Regions from separate parts of the Homo sapiens genome. Here region 1 is linked to region 2. A link is an interaction called in ENCODE POLR2A ChIA-PET data of the cell type or tissue named here. Cell type or tissue: MCF 10A. All regions are shown on one strand.

Region 1 (8,000 bases), 53 kb before region 2:
GGTAACCTGGGGACCCAATACTTGGGACTGGCATCTGAAGTGGGGCAGTCTGGTGAGACCGAGCCCTCAAACCGGTAGAGTCTGAGGCTGCCTCTGGTAGGGGCAGACTTGAATTGAATGGTAAGATAATCAGTTAGGTTCTGGAGTTGGAGGATTTGCTGGTGTTGGAAAATACCCCTGGGCTGCGGTGGGCGTGGGGGTGGGGGCCTCTCTGAGAAAAAAACATAAAACTGTCTTACATTTACAAGTTTTTACCAAAATCGATAGCCACTGTATAGTATGTCAAATACTCAGTAAGATGGACAAGCAATCTGAAGACCAGGTGAGTCCCTTGTAAGTGAAGGCCCTAGAGCCCGGCGGCTTCCAGACAAGACCTCCCCTGACGGGCGCGAGTGGTGCAGGGCTGACCCAGAGAGGAGGCCTGTTCCCAAGTGGAGCTTCTGTCCCACCAGGGGTAGGGGCTGCAGGGCACAAGCTATAAAGAAGTCCCAAATGAATAAGATAATCACAGATGCTGCTAGATAAAGGCTATGCAGAAAAGAATAAAGAAAAGGGGGAGAGAGCAATACAACCATTGGAACAGGGTTTTGGAATTCTTTGTGCCGTCCTAGGGCTGGCCCATGCTTTGTTGTCAGGGCTGTCCCGCGCACAGTAGGATGCTTAGCAGCACCCTGGCCCCCACCCACTGGATGCCATAGCACCCCTTCCCCTGACATGTCACAACCAAAAATGTCTCCAGGCATTGTCAGTGCCCCCTGGGGTGCATAATCACCCCTGGGTTGGAGCTACTGCCTTAAAGAAGTGGGAGGTATGATACACAGGGTGACAGGGAAGACCTGATTTCAGAGGGGACGTTGGAGGAGAAACCTGAACAAGAAGGAAGCCAGTCACGTGGAGACCAGGGGAAGCAAAGGCCCCGTAGAGAGACGCTGTGGGGAGTCCCAGCCCATGAGGGCTACTGGCAGGGTAGGCCCTGGGGCACAGGCTGGTGGGGGTGGAAACCTGATGGGAGAGGAGGCAGGGACCAGGCTCTGTAGAGTCTTGAAGGCCAAAGTCAGGGGTGGGATTTGCTCGAGTGCAAGAAGGAAGGCATACTACATATTCTTTTTTTTGTTTTGAGATGGAATCTCACTCTGTGGCCCAGGCTGGAGTGTAGCAGCACGATCTTGGCTCACTGCAACCTCCGCCTCCTGGGTTCAAGCGATTCTCCTGTCTCAGCCTCCCGAGTACTGAGATTACAGGCATGCATCACTGCGCCCGGCTAATTTTTGCATTTTTAATAGAGACGGAGTTTCACCATGTTGGCCAGGCTAGTCTCGAACTCTTGGCCTCAAGTGATCCAGCCCGCCTTGGCCTCCCAAAGTGCTGGGATTACAGGCATGAGGCACCACGCCTGGCCTCAAAAGAATTTTTACTATGTATAGTAAATATACATAGTAAAATATGTATAGAATAGTTTACTATGTATAACTATTAAAGAACATAACTCAGGGAAGAAAAATCCAATTAATGGGGTGGTATTGAAAGGAAAATGGATTGCTGTTACGTTCTGTATCTGGCCTTTTCCGTAGGCCACAAATTATCCCAAGAACAGTCATTCAGAAACCTAACACTCAAGTGGTTCTTCCTTCAGAAAGGAGTCATGTATGCCCCCTGCACTTCACCTGTCTGGAATGTCCACATTTGGTGCCGGTCGACTCAGACAAGACGGGGCCCTTGGCACTTCCGTTCATGTATTAAACCAAAGGATTCAGGTATACATTTCAGTGAGATTGCTTCCCACCTGGGCTCAATTCTGAGCCTGATGGCTGCAGACCATCACTGTGGGAACCTGGCACCAGGAGAGAAATCAGATAACGGGTCCCAAAATAGAAAGTGTTCAATTACCCAGCCCTTGCTTGGACACCCCCTATTAACCTATGCACCCAAGCATCATTAGCAAGCCATTTATAACAAAATTGTAATTGAGAGACCCAGAAATACCACTTTAGATTAAGTAATTGAATGCCCCCTCAGTGTAAGATCGATAAAGGGCATCCAATTTCACCCTAGGAAAAACTTATTAAATTATTGTAGCTATAAGCTGATATAGCAGAAGAAAGATGTATGAAACTTCAGAAGAAATCTGGATGGATTTAAACAAATAGCTTCATTTAGGTAGAACATTTACATTTGCCCTCTGGGGACAGAGAGGGAAAAAAATAGCTAATTACATTATTTTTCTTTTATGTTTTAAGGAAAAAAAATTCAATGGGTCTTAATTAACCTTTACTAAAACACAAAGCCTTCTTCTGATTAGTATGTGTAACTGCTGACATTCCTCTCTAGGCTATATATATGGAAATATATTTTTTCAAGGACTATTCATCAACAAGTAGGAGAAGGAACATTTTTCACATGTAGCTCTAAGATAGAAGGTTGTTGCTGAGACTGAGAAGAAAGCCAACAAGACTGAAGAGTTCTGTACAAATTATAAATCATCAGATTCAGTCTTCTATCTGGACTTCGACAGTTTTGATCACATCCCAGTCAATAAGCAGAATAAAGCCACACCACTCCGTCAACATTCACTGGCCCATAGCACAGCGGAGAGGACACAGCAGTCACATGGATTAGGATTCCAAGTCCATGTCCACCCAGCGGCCTTGGACAAATCACTTAAGGTTTCTGGGCCTCTGTATTTTTCAAAAGAAGTCCCCGCTAGCAACAGATCACGTACAGCACTGGAGTTAAGAGCCCGAGTGCTGGAGCCAGGTTGCCCAGGTTTGATCTTGAACAAGATATTAAACGTCTCTTCTCCCCATTTCTTTGGATACGACTTAGGAATAATCACAGGACCTGTATCATGGCAGTGCTGTAAGCATTCAGTGAACTCATTCATGTAAGGTGCTTAAAAGAGTGTCTAGCCCGGCCGGGCGCGGTGGCTCATGCCTGTAATCCTAGCACTTTGGGAGTCTGAGGCGGGCAAATCACAAGGTCAGGAGTTCGACACCAGCCTGACCAACATGATGAAACCCAATCTCTACTAAAAATAAAAAATTTGTCAGGATTGGTGGCGCACACCTGTAATCCACACTACTCAGGAGGCTGAGACAGGAGAATCATTTGAATCCAGGAGGCAGAGGTTGCAGTGAGCCAAGATGGCACCACTGCACTCCAGCTTGGGCAACAGATCAAGAGTCTGCCAAAAAAAAAGAGTCTCTGGCCCATAGTCAGTGCTCAATAAATGTTAGCTGGTATTACAGATGCACAGTCCTGGCCCACAATGGGAATTTGATAGTCATTTATTACTCTTTACCATAGATTGCATTATTGGTCTCAATTTTTTCTTCTTCCCATGTTCACATTCTTTGCCACTTTGGAGGGCCTTCAGCTACAGGAGTGACGTATTTCTCCACCCTTCGGTTTGAGTTGGGTGGCTCACTTTGGCCAGCAGAATGAGGCAGAAGTGGGCTTAAAGCTGGCACGTGCCAGGCCCTAAGACATGTCCTGTGTACTCATTTGTCCTCTTGCACACTTGCTTGGCCAGGAGGAGGGGGAGACAGGTGGAGCAGGGCCACCTGGCTGAGCCCACCCAGAGCAGCCAATACCCGCTGGATCCCAGCCAATTCCTAAAGACACCAGAGACATAATAAAGGGTTGATTTTTCTTTTCTTTTTTTTTTTTCAAGACAGAGTCTCACTCTGTTGCTCAGGCTGGAGCGCAGTGGTGTGATCTCTACTCACTGCAACCTCTGCCTCCCAGAGGTTGGCTACCACCAGCAGCCGATAGGCCAATGTAATGATGGAAACTCAGAGGGGAGGCTGGGCGCAGTGGCTCACACCTGTCATCCCAGCACTAGGCAGGCGGATGACTCAAGCCCAGGGTCATCTAGACCAGCTTGGGCAACATGGCAAAACCCTGTCTCCACAAAAAATACAAAAATTAGCTGGGTGTGGTGGTGCACACCTGTAGTCCCAGCTACTTGGAAGGCTGAGGTGGGAGGATTGCTTGAGCCTGGGGAGGTTGAGGCTACGGTGAGTTGTGATCACACCACTGCACTCCAGCCTGTGCAACAGAGTGAGACCCTCTCTCAAAAACCAACAAACAAACAAAAAGAAACTCGGAAGGGAGCTGTTCCTGAATCAAGACACAATGGCTGAAACATCAGAAAATAACACACCAGGTTATTTTCTGACAAAATGTGTTTATGACAACCACAGCTGTTTTGTTTTAGTTATCCACTGCCCCACACTCCCCCACCTCCTGATGAAGAGGCCTTCCTCCTTGCCTCTTTTCAGTTACTAATTTCTTCCTTGCTTCCTTCCTCTCCCTGAGCAAGCCCTTCCTGTAATCTGATCCTTACGGTTTCCTTGCCAGATTTCATCCTTCCTGATGACTGGGACACATCACCCGTGCTTTGTCTAAAACAGGTATTCTCAAACCACAACCTGAGGGATCTTCCTGGCTGGCCCAAAATCTGTGCATACAAAACCCAGGCAGTTTTTTAAGCTTATTTTTAAAGCACACTTGACTCTCTGTTAAGTTCGTCATCAACATTGGTTTTGGTTAATCACAACTACCTTACATGCATACAACGTACATTCAATGCTATTGTTTTAGTCCATAAGCCATATCCATAATAAACAGGCATTTCCCCAAGATCAGATCTCTACAATATGCAGCCAGCGCCTCCCCTGCGTCCTGAGCTCACTGATTCTCAACTTGGTAGAAAGATGGGATGTAGGAAAAATGGTTTCCAAGCAGTCGAAAATAAGACATTATGCCAGGCTTGGGAGTTGGGCAGACCTGCATTTCAACCCGAATCAAGTCTGTAACTGCTCTATGATCTCAGGCAACGAATTTAACCATTCTGTGACTAGGTTTCCTCATCTGTAAAATGGGAATAAAATGATCTCAGTCTCCTACTGTGGATGTGAGGAAGAAATGAGGTCACATACACAAAATGCTTAACCCAGAGTCTAGTACCCCGCACACCGTGGAAGGATGAGCCATCCCAAAACATGCCAAATTGATATGTTGATTATTTTGAGTCGAAAACATTGGAGAAATTATAGTTTCAGAAAGGGCCAGCTGACCTGTCTCTTCCTGCATACTCCAAGCCATAGACTCCTCTGGGAGGAGTACCCTTCCCCTGCCAGGCCAAGAAAATGGCCCTCCTCAGCACAGCCTGGGAACTTGGGGCTGCAATGACCCAGGATAAATACACTTCACAAAGTAACCCTTCTCTTCCACTGCCGTTACACATCCCATAGATCTCCCAGAGACTCCCCTAGAAATGTATATTACTCCACCAGGTCCCTTCTGTTCTGTCTCTTCTGAAATGGATTGTTCTTTGTCTAAAAGGTCTAAAAACATCTTGCTTTGGCCACTCCTTCAAACTTCACTCTCTCGTGAAGATTCCTAGGTCCAGGTAAAACTAACAAAGTGTGTTTGCTTCCCTTTTGTTTGTCTGCCTGGTGTCAAGTTGGCTTCTAGATGCAGTTCAGGAGCCCACGTAAGAGCTCACAAGGAGGGGGTTGGAGGTGATCTCTGGCTCCCCTGCCTCTCGGTAAATGACCCGGATTCCTTGCATTATTACTGGAGAGACCCTTGGGTCCTCACTCCAGGGTTACTTGCTTTCAGTGTGCATATATTATAATTCCAGACACCGGTGTCCAATTTTCCTGTCTGCCACTTATCTGAGGGGATGCCCTGGAAAAGGCAGGTGGCCACACAGATGCAGGAAGTAACACCCAAGTTCTACAGTAGAACAAGGTACTAAAAAGCTGAGCTGGCCAGGATCATTCGGGCACCCCTGTCACCAGGGCCCGTAGCTCTGGCGAGCCTGGCGCAGCTGTGGGGAAAATTCTGGAAAAGCTCACCCCCCTCCAAATGACCATGCTCATCCAGAACTTGTTTCAGTGCTCAACAACAAGGGCCAACTTTCCAGAAACGCACCCATCCCCAAAGATCCAGGGTAAACCAGCCACTGCTGTACAGATGGGAAATGCAAGACAGTGAAGCTCCTGGGATCCCTGAGGATTCTACTGCAGTCATTCACAGTAAGAAACACCCGGAACCCCTCAACAATGATGGTGGGTACACTCAGACCCAGGGCAAAACCCAGGTGGGCTCCAGCAAATCATCAGCTTGCCAGTACAAACCTGCGGGTACCTGCATCCAGCCTGCCTTTTATAGAGGAGAAACCAAGGCCAGTGTGGTCTGTACTTCCCCAAGGACATGCAGCCCATTATAGAAAGATGGGTCAAGAGGCCTCAGGAGCCTGACACTCAGTCTTCCACCATCCCTCAAGAGGGAGCCCATCCTAACCTCTACCCCACCACCCAGGCCTGGCCTCAGACAGTCCAGCGGCTTCTCCAGGCCCTTGGTGCCCTTCCCCCTTCCAATCTTTTGAGGAATCCCTTCCGAGAATACAGATTTGCAGTCTCACCCAGAGACACAGGACAGGAAGGTGAGGGAAGCATCCCAGGAGGCAGCTGATGGGATGAAACTCCCCTACCTCCTTCAATCTCCTTTGAATGCCCTGTCGGCCTGGGGCATTGAGTCTTAACCTGTCTCAATTCAGACTCTATTCATCACTCAGGCTTGTCTCCTGCAGCCAGGAAAGTGTGCTAGGAGACAGGTACAGCTCCAGGACAGAGACAAGGGATGGGGGAACGGAGATGTGTAGAGGCTGGCCTGGTGCCAAGTGTGGGGACAGGGGAAGGAAGGACAGAAAGAAAGGCGGGCAGGGGCAGGGGAGGAAGGAGAGGCGGGGCTGTCCCTTGTCAGTTACCTTTGCAGCTGAGACAATGGACAGGAATGGAACTGGCCCCATGCACAGGAGGCAGGCCCCGGTGCGCAGCCCCCAACTCCTATTTTGTCCCCGCACATCAAAGAAGCCTGGGCTGTGTGCAGTTGGACACGCTGCGGCCCAGGCCCGTACGACCGGACACTCCGCGGCCCAGGCCCGTACAACCGGACACTCCACGGCCCAGGCCTATACGACCGGACACACTTTGACCCAGCCCTGCCTGTACGACCGGACACTCTGCGGCCCAGGCCTGTACGACCGGACACATTGCAGCCTGGGCCCGTACGACCGGACACTCTGAGGCCCAGGCCTGTACGACCGGACACACTTTGACCCAGGCCTGCCTGTATGACCGGACACGCTGCGGCCCAGGTGGTGGCTTCCATGATAATTTGCATTTTAAAACTTCAGAGCAGCAAAGGAGGGACCTTCCCAGCAAGGCAGGGAGCTACTTGGTGTCCTGATCACTAACCTGGCTGGTCACCCTGAGCATCACTTCATCTCTCAGGGCCTCTGTTTCTCCGTATATAAGATATGGATTTGGGACTACCCCTTTTGGCCATAACACTCATGGGTGTATGATCTGAAGTTAATTTCTCCTTAATACAAACTCATTATCTTCATCTGTTATGTCTTTCAGGGCTGCTCAGAGGCCAGTGATTTTGCAGTGAGCGTTGACTAGCCGGCGCAGCGCTTGCTTTATTAGCCAGATAATTAATCCAAAAGAGACACAGGGTTTTCTCCAGATTAGTGGCCCACGCACTTTTGCACCTCTTTATTTAAACACCTACTATGTGCAGGGCTTGCATTTGCTGGGGCTCCAAAGACAAAGACCGCAGCGTGTCCAGTCGTACAGGCCTGGGCTGCAGCGTGTCCGTTCGTACAGACAAATAAATGAACAGCCTGGGTCCTCTGGGAACATCCCATCTAACGCCAGAACAAAGACTCCAGAGGCTCCAGAAAAATGCCCACATTCGGGACTGTATATCCCATTTCAAGGACAGCCGTGAAGCCCACCCAGCCCCAGAGAATCTGCAGAAGAACTAGCTCTGCTCCAGGAAGCCAAACAAGCGTGGTAACAACAGCAGTGATTCAGTGAACCAGGGCCTCTGGCCGTGGCAGGCAGGAGGGAGAATGGGGTCTTTTTCCTATTCTGTGATAGCTTGCTCTCTAATAGGGTAATCAGCTCCACCTCCCTTGTGCA
Region 2 (8,000 bases):
CCAGGCGAGGGGGGCTGGGAAATGAATGAGAGGACCTGAGGTGGCCAACAGGGAACGGGTCTTCAGCACGGTGGAGCACACCAGCCCATCCAAGGAAGCAGCTATGTCTCAGCTCCCGCTGGATGGAGGACGGGAGTCTGAAATTTGAACATTATTGTGAAATAGCCCAATTTAAAAAATAAATCTTGGATGGGCAACTAAATCAGAAAAAATAATTGTACAACACAGTGAGAACCAATGCCATCAGATTGCAGGAGAGTCCCACAGGCCATCACTTTGCAACCTCTGGGGTGATAAACACCAGCGGCTGAGTCTGTGGCTCTGCACCAATGGCTTCCAGGTGCTCCAGCTAAGCTGAGCCTGCAAGGGTTTGAGTAGGACTGAGAGGACACTGCCCCGTCTACAAGCTCATGCAGTTGGCAAAATGCACACAGCTTTGCAGGAGTTGGGATGGGACTCATTGGCCCTTGAATCAGTGCCCTGTTCAGAGTACCATCCAACCCAGAAATGGGCCAGATGCTGTCTGAGAATCCCACCCCAGCAGACTAGAACCAAACTGGAACCCAGGGGTCTCCTCCAGGATCCTAAGGGCCACCTGTCACCTTGCTCCAGATTTGCATGTTTTTGCTCCAGCAGCATATGCCAACAAGGACTGCAAACATTTTCAGATGACAGTGTCACAATTACAATCCTTGGGGCGGTTTGCTATTTCCTGTTTTCTCCTTTTATTCCCAAGCCAGGCCAGGCTCTATCACGGGAGGGGGTAGAGGGGTGATGGAGCTGAGACTAGGACAAAACAGAGGTGGAGCAGGGCCTACAGATGGGGCACAACTCACAGTGGACACCACCTTTGATGGTGGACACCACCTTTGATGGTGTCCCTGCTGCCTGGGGCCACCTGCCTCTAAACATGGCATCACAATGACTTCTCGCTTTGGAACAGAGTTTGCAAAGGCTCCAAGGCTGGTGTTATATTGTCCCCTAATGTGGCCTTCAGGTCTCTCCTAGGAGAGCAGCTATAAGCTCTAGCCCTGCCCTGACAGCGCTGCAGGGGAGGTGGTTGTGTACCTTTCATGGGATGCTTCTTTGCCCTGGGGAACGGCTTGATTGAGGCCTAAGTGTCTGACCCATGACCAGGTGTCCCTGTCCTTTGTGCTGGCAGATGCCCTTGTGACTCTTGCCTGACTTGTGTCCAGTTTATTCCTACCAGGACAGCCACTCTCTAGGACAGCACTGAGCAAAAGGGAAGGTAGATTTGGGTGTGTCAGTCAAGTGAGACACAGAGGAGGTAACTCAGCAAAACACATGAAATAACAGAACCAGGTGTTATTACTTACAGGTCCCAGAGAGAAGAGGGCAGCATGCCTCAGGGCCAGCGGGCAGCAGGGAGCTGTCTGGGGCACACAGGCTCCACCAGCACGTCGGGAGCAGGGCCGGGGGGACCCATGGGCCAGAACCTTTACTGGGGTCCAGGGCCTTATCTAAGCAGGTTTCCCATGGGAGTTATAGCTGGTGGGTTTAGAGCAAGCAGGCACACGTTCCATGGGGTTGCTGTGGTAGAGAGGGGGTCGCTGCGGCATATCTGCTCAGTCCATGCAGTCTGGACGTCAGTGGGGTGAATCGAGTAGGCTGTACCCAGCTGTCCCATAGGTGGTGGGGGACATGGTCACCAGGAGGCCTGGTATAAGGCAGAGGTCTGGATCAAACACATTGAGGAACTGGGAGGAGCCAGAGAAGTGGAAACTGTCAGGTGGGTCCAAGCTCTACCTCTGGTCTGAGAAAGTTAAATTTATATTCAAAATGGATGCTGGGGCAACATAAAATTCTAAGAATTCAGTCCAGGTGGAGACTCTGATCAGGGGCTACCCCCTCACTATCCCCATGCCTCTGGGGATATCTGGCCTCTGGTTGGGCCCCGGGTGGTGGCAATTTTCCAGGAGGCAGGAGCCCAGCCTCTGAGAAGTGAAGGAGTGGAGAAGGACATCTCCTGGACCACAGAGGCCCCCAGGCACTGCACCATGTGTAGGGCTGGCTTCTGTCCTTCCAGAGTGGGAAGCCCCATTGTCTTTACCAAGATGAGGAGGCCGTGCCCAGTCGTCCTCCGAGCCAGGTACTTGTCTGCCTCCTGCAGGTGCCCAACAGGGGCTGTGTTGGAGTCGAAGCTGAAAGTCACCCTCTGGCCCCATCTGCTAATTATCTGCCTCCCCCAGGCTGGGCTTCTATAAGTCCTGGGAGTGGAGCACCAATCTCTTCCCAGCAGGGAGCACATCTGAACCAGCCTTCCAGCAGGCCTTCCCCATGCCTCCAAGGCACTCAGAACTCAGAAGCCGATTCCTTCAGGATCTGCCTCAAAAGCAGCCGAGGGGGGCTTCTCTCTCCCCACAGGAACCACTGAGGCTAACACCGTCATCCCACCTCTTGTCCTCAGGCCAAACAAAGTTGTTACTTCCCTGGCTGCGATCAGGGTCTACAGCTGCCTCCTCAGTAGGAGTGGCTGTAAAAACAATTATTTCTTCTTTCATCTCAGTCAGAAAACTAAGCCGATAGTTGAAGAGGCAAAGAATCAAATATTAATAGAAATGGCTGTGTAATTCTTATTTGGAATATTAATTATGTGAAGGGAAAGACAGACGAGTTCTTTTCTGTGAAGTCCTAGTGAAGGAGCTCTCCCCAGTCTCATCAAAAAGCCTAATACAAATAAACAAGGTCCCAAGGCTGAACAGGACCTGCCCCAGGCAAAGTGCTGCAGTAGCAACACACCAAAAATAATCATGCCGTAAGTATCTCTGTGCAAACGCACTTATATTCATGCAGTTCTTTGGGCCCTGGTACCTATCTCTTAAAGGTTCGTGTAGGAAATATTAATGCCCCATTTTATAAGTGAAACAATAAGCTCAGAAAGGGGAAACCTCTTACCCAGGGACTCACAGCCGATAAGTCATAACTGTATCAGGAAGGATTGAAATCCGAGTCCAGCGCTCTCCCTGCTAAAGCCCCTTAACTTCGAAAATCTTAATCTCACAGCATCCCTGGGTCTACACCTTATTCGAACCATTCTATAGAAAAGGAAACTTGTATTTGAGAGACAGCATTGCTTTTGACCCCTTCCCAAATCCCCCGTAGCATCCGTCCACCCACCCATTCCCCGCTGTAGCTTCCCAGCACCCTAGGAGCCTAACCCATGTTTCTCAGGATCAGAACCCATGGGGTTGGTGCATCCGTGTGTGTTTTGCAGTCCTCAGGCTTTCCAGCTCAGTATTTAAAAAATATCAACACACCAAAATCACAGAACACAAGGTTTCCGCACCTTGGCAAATTCCCTGCTGACTCAGCCAGGCTGGGAGGGAGCCAAGTGTGGTAACTTCTCCGGCCTTGTGTGAGAAATATTTATTGTTGAATAGTCCTCTGTTTAATAAAAGGCACTCAGGCCTCTCGGTGAGGCAGAGAGGCTCCAGCAAGCACGACTCTATTTCCCAAGCCTGCCACTTTCCACTGGGATTATTCAGGGGTAGCTTCATCCTCACTTGTCCAGTAGAGCTTGTGTTTTCCCTCTGCAGAGCACAGGGTGTGGCCATGATTTACCTAAGTCAGAACAGGTTTTTCGGTTTCCATTTTCACCCTATTTTGGTTTTGCTTAGCGAACTAGGCAAATGACTTAACTCCTCTGCACTTCTGTTTACCCATCTGTGAAATGGCTAGAATGTAATGTAGACGCTGCTTGATTTGTAAAGAGCTAGCCTCTGATTCACCTCCAGATAACCTGATTCTTCCCAGAAGTGAGAGGCGAGGGCTTGTGTTTGGGGCTGAGGGGGCTCCTTCCTGGAGGCTGAACGGGTGGGTCTGTGTTGACTTGAAAGGAGCGTTTGAAATAAATGCCAGAATGCAACAGAGAAAATGGCAAAGGACTTCAGGGCACAGGAAAACTACCTCCACTGTTCAATAATGCACGAAGCTTTTTATGATGCTTATGAGAACAGCTCCTGTCTGCAGAGGAGAGGCCGACAGAGCCAGTTTCAGAACAGAGTGTTCATAATATATTGGATTCCAAATCCCAACGACCAAAGACCAGGGGGGTTAATCATGTTTCAATTACCTCCACAATTGCAAAGCATGATATTTATGTGATGTGCCCTGGCCATCTCTGTGTTAAAAGCATCCTTCCACTGGCCATAACGAGCACCTTCATGTCTGCCCCCTCCGGCCCACCCCTGCCTGTCCTGGGATTACTTATGTTCAGACTGGGAATTGATCACTGGCTTCCGAGCTTCTGTTGCCAGGATAACACACGGGGCTTTTTAATCTGTCAGGCTCCCCTTTGTTCTTTGGGGACTGGCTGCTGAGCAGTGCCCAGCAGGGGTCAGAGGCAGAAGGGTGGTGGGTGCTTTGCAGGGTGTGAGGGGAGGTGGCCAGGGCACCTGGTGTTCAGCAGGTTGATGACTCTGGCCCAGGTCTCTCTGAGCCCTCTAATGCTGTATCCTGCTGCCTGTTGGGGCAATCCATCAAGAAGCCCATCATCTTTCCCCAAAGCTGCCCTAGTCTCCCTGATCGCAAGCTCAGTGAATGACAGTCGCCCAAGTGAGGAGTCTGGGAATTGCCCCGTCCCAAGCTGGATTCCACTGTTGATAGCTTAAGGCCCTTCCTCTTCCTCCCCTGCTGTGTTGCCATAGCCCCAGTTCAGGAGTCCATCCCCCATGTGTAGATCTCTGCAACAGCCTCCCAAAAGGTCTCTGTGTCCTATACGCTCCGCTGCCTTCATTTCATTGTAGCCAGAGCTCTCCAGCCCGGCCCAGCCCAGCCCGACCCACTGTCTCATCCTTGCCACCAAGCAGCGCCCCCCCGCCTTCCTTGCCATCACCCTGAAGGCACCCGGAGGACTGATGGCTCCCAGATGCCCTTCTGCCTCTTGTCCCAGCTCCCCCAGCCTGGAAGCCCCCTGGCTCCACCCTCTGAGTGGTGCACATTTACTGCTGGTCGAGTATCCATGTGCTTCCCCGCATTTCCCAGCCCCTCTGCAATGATGCGGGGCCACGTGGCGAGTCCTGATCCAGGGACGGAGAGCAGGATGGTCAGTGTCATTTCCAGCTGAGGCCCAGAGGAGCAGGCGGAGATCCCCAAGTGCTGTCTCCCTCAGGATGAGACCAGGGACCTCCAAGGGCAAAGCAGCCACGGTCCCTGAGTCACTGCAAAGACACCTGGATGCCAAGTACGCATACGTGGACTGCTATGCCTACGTGGACTGCTATGCCTGGTGAAGCCCAGCTCAGTCACTCCTCTAGGAGCCCCCAGCTAAACTCAAGTCCAAGCAGTGCTTCCATAGTATCCTGTGATCTCCCTGAGGGAAGGAGCTTTGTGTCTGATAGAGTTTGGGTGTTTGTCCCCTACAAATCTCATGTTGAATTGTGATCCCCGATATTGGAAGTGGGGGCTGGTGGGAAGTGTTCAGGTCACGGGGGCAGATCCCTCATGAATGGCTTGGTGCCATCCACCAGAGTAACGAGCGAGTTTTCATGAGAGCTGGTTGTTAAAAAAAAAATAACCTGGCATCTCCTCCCCTCTCTCTTGCTCCCCTCTCACTCCGTGACATGCCAGCTCCCCTTCGCCTTCCTCCATGAGCAGAAGCTCTTTGAGGTCCTCACCAGGAGCAGATCCTGGACCCATGCTTCTCGTATAGCCTGCAGAATGATGCAGAACTATGAGCCAATCACACCACTTTTCTTTATAAATTACCCAGCCTCAGGTATTCCTTTATAGCAATGCAAAATGGACTAATACAGTCATTGCCGCCATCACTGCCTACCATGTTCTGAGCTCTGTCTAAATGCTTTACACATCTCATCTAATCCCAATAGTCGCCCTCTGAGGTCTATACTATTCCCATTTTGCCAACCCAGAAACTGAGTTCTCGCAGGTTAAGTGGCTTGTTTAGCCACCCCGCTACTGAGGGACAGCCTGTCCAAGCCCACATGCTTTCCACATCAGTATGTACAGCCAGCACTTAGCACAGGGGTGCCCACGGTGGGTGCCTGGTGAAGTTCGTTGAATGAATACCTAAAAGATGCTCCACCTTCCGACCTTCCTTTTACGCAGTGGAGCCTGGGGCTGGGCGAGTGGGGGGGGGTTTCCCAATGGGCACTGGGGACAAATGGCAAGTTGTGCCCAGGAAGGTACATCCAGGGCAGGTGACTCCAGACATTTTCCCTCAACTCAAGTTGCAGGTTACTTTTGTGATGGGGTCTTTGTTTCCTTTCTTTGTTCAAAAGGAAACCAAAGAAGGATGGGCTGGCCACAGCCCCCATCGCTTGCTTCCACCCTGACACTCATCTGAAGGCTGTGGTTTGGCCTCAGGACCTCTGGCAGCAGCGCCCATGTGACTGCCCCTGCCCCTCACCACCTCTGTTTGGGGGAGGGAGGACGAGATGTCTGAGCTGGGCCTGAGGCAGTGGGTGGGGCGCTGGGAGGCAGGATGAAGAGGGGAGCTTGCAGGGGCTCTGGCAGCCTCTGCTCTGGTGACACATCCAGCACAAAGAACCATTAGGCCAATTGTCTTCCTTCCTGGGCAAAAGAAAAGCACAGCCAAGGTGACAAGTGAGAAGGCTGTTTGAGAGTCCCCAGGGAGTTGGGGGTGGGTGGACGGTCAGCTCCGGGAGGTGGTTTGGGTGGAAGGAGGAGGGCTGCAAGGTGAGCAGACAGTTTGGAGTTTGTCCTTCCATGACTGGTGGCATGGTGTCAAGCTCTGGGCAGAAGAGAGGGACTCTGCCTTCCATGGGCATGGGTTTGTCGGCATGGCTGTACCCAATTGACCAGTCACTGGGCCTCGGGAACCCACTGAAGGTAGTTGTTTGTCTTTTTCTGCTCTGCCTGGCCTGCCTGAAGGCCCACTGAGACAGCCTGTGGGGTTTGAATTCACTCTTCATGATCAGCTTCTCCTGGGGATTAGAAAATCCACAGCCTAAAGCCATCTCCTGCCCCACCCACCTCCACCATCTGCAGGAAGGAGACAGTGGAAGAGAGAGAGAGCCCCTCTTTTCCCTTGGGATACTGTCATGTTTGTGTCTAGCTGTGATGCCCAGAGCAGCTGCACCTCACCTCCACCCTGAAGATGCAGCCAATGGGCAGAGCTCATGGGATCCAGGAGAAGTGAAGTCAGAGCTTTGACATCCTGTCTGGAGCATGACCTGCCAGGATTTCTGGGCTGTGAGATGACAAATGTCCTTAAGTCTTAGATTAGTTTGAGTTGAGACCTTCTATTGCTTATAACAACATCATCCTAAGGATGTTTTTGGGAGTCTGGGTCTTATCCTGGGGCAATGGAGAATAGATAATGAATGCTGGTGGATGGATGGATGGATGGATGGATGGATGGATGGATGGATGGATCAATGGATGAATGGATCAATGGATGGGTGGGTGGATGGATGGATGGATGGATGGATGGATGGATGGATGGATGGATGATGGTCACTTCCTGGTCAAAAAATATGAGGCTGCTATAAAGGAAATGGATTGTCAGGAGGAGGCTTCGGGAGCCAGAAGCAGGAAGGATTGGAATCTAGTAGGAGTTAGGGGCCTACCAGTCCATGCCAGCCCCACCTTTGCAAAGAACATTCACCAGAGATGGGAAGCCCCCCCATGGAGCAGTCAGCCCATCCAGCTGCTGAGATGGCGCCATGACCTAGAGGGACATCAGGCATCCCGTGCAACACGGCTCCCACTGTTGTTGTCATGCCGACATGAGTAAAACTCTGCAGAGACGCAACATGCATTGTCTCTCCACCCACAGAGACAAGCGGAGTGTCCGTGTGTCTGACTGTGTCAGCACAGTCATTAAAAAGCATGTTTCATTGAAAACACAACCACATAATCACAGCCATCACCTCCTATTCCCTTTAATAAATGAAGAAGTAAATCTCAGACCTAAAGCCCAAGAAATGTCAGTGTGGGGACTTGGGAGAAGAAAACAGATCACAAAATTAGGGCATTTACTCTCCTGTATGATTGCT

Evidence for each region. ChIA-PET counts read pairs that join two places held together with the same protein. Peaks named below come from ENCODE experiments on the same cell type or tissue, not always from the same donor. Only the 100,000 strongest peaks of a DNase experiment are listed, where the experiment ranks them.
Region 1: POLR2A ChIA-PET joins it to region 2 with 9 read pairs; 7 of 35 experiments call an interaction of 5 or more read pairs at or near these places.

What each region holds. Positions count from the first base shown.
Region 1 is chr10:124,049,845-124,057,844 of GRCh38, forward strand. All of the region lies in intron 1 of CHST15 (carbohydrate sulfotransferase 15), which reads right to left. Among named protein-coding and RNA genes, the nearest start is that of CHST15, 40 kb to the right of the region's middle. RefSeq lists enhancers at 659-1,159, 6,974-7,502. In MCF 10A, no CTCF peak of the experiment used is centred here; a DNase peak (open chromatin) is centred at 4,367.
Region 2 is chr10:124,103,052-124,111,051 of GRCh38, forward strand. No RefSeq gene overlaps it. Among named protein-coding and RNA genes, the nearest start is that of CHST15, 13 kb to the left of the region's middle. RefSeq lists an enhancer at 3,496-3,765. In MCF 10A, no CTCF peak of the experiment used is centred here; DNase peaks (open chromatin) are centred at 2,730 and 3,360.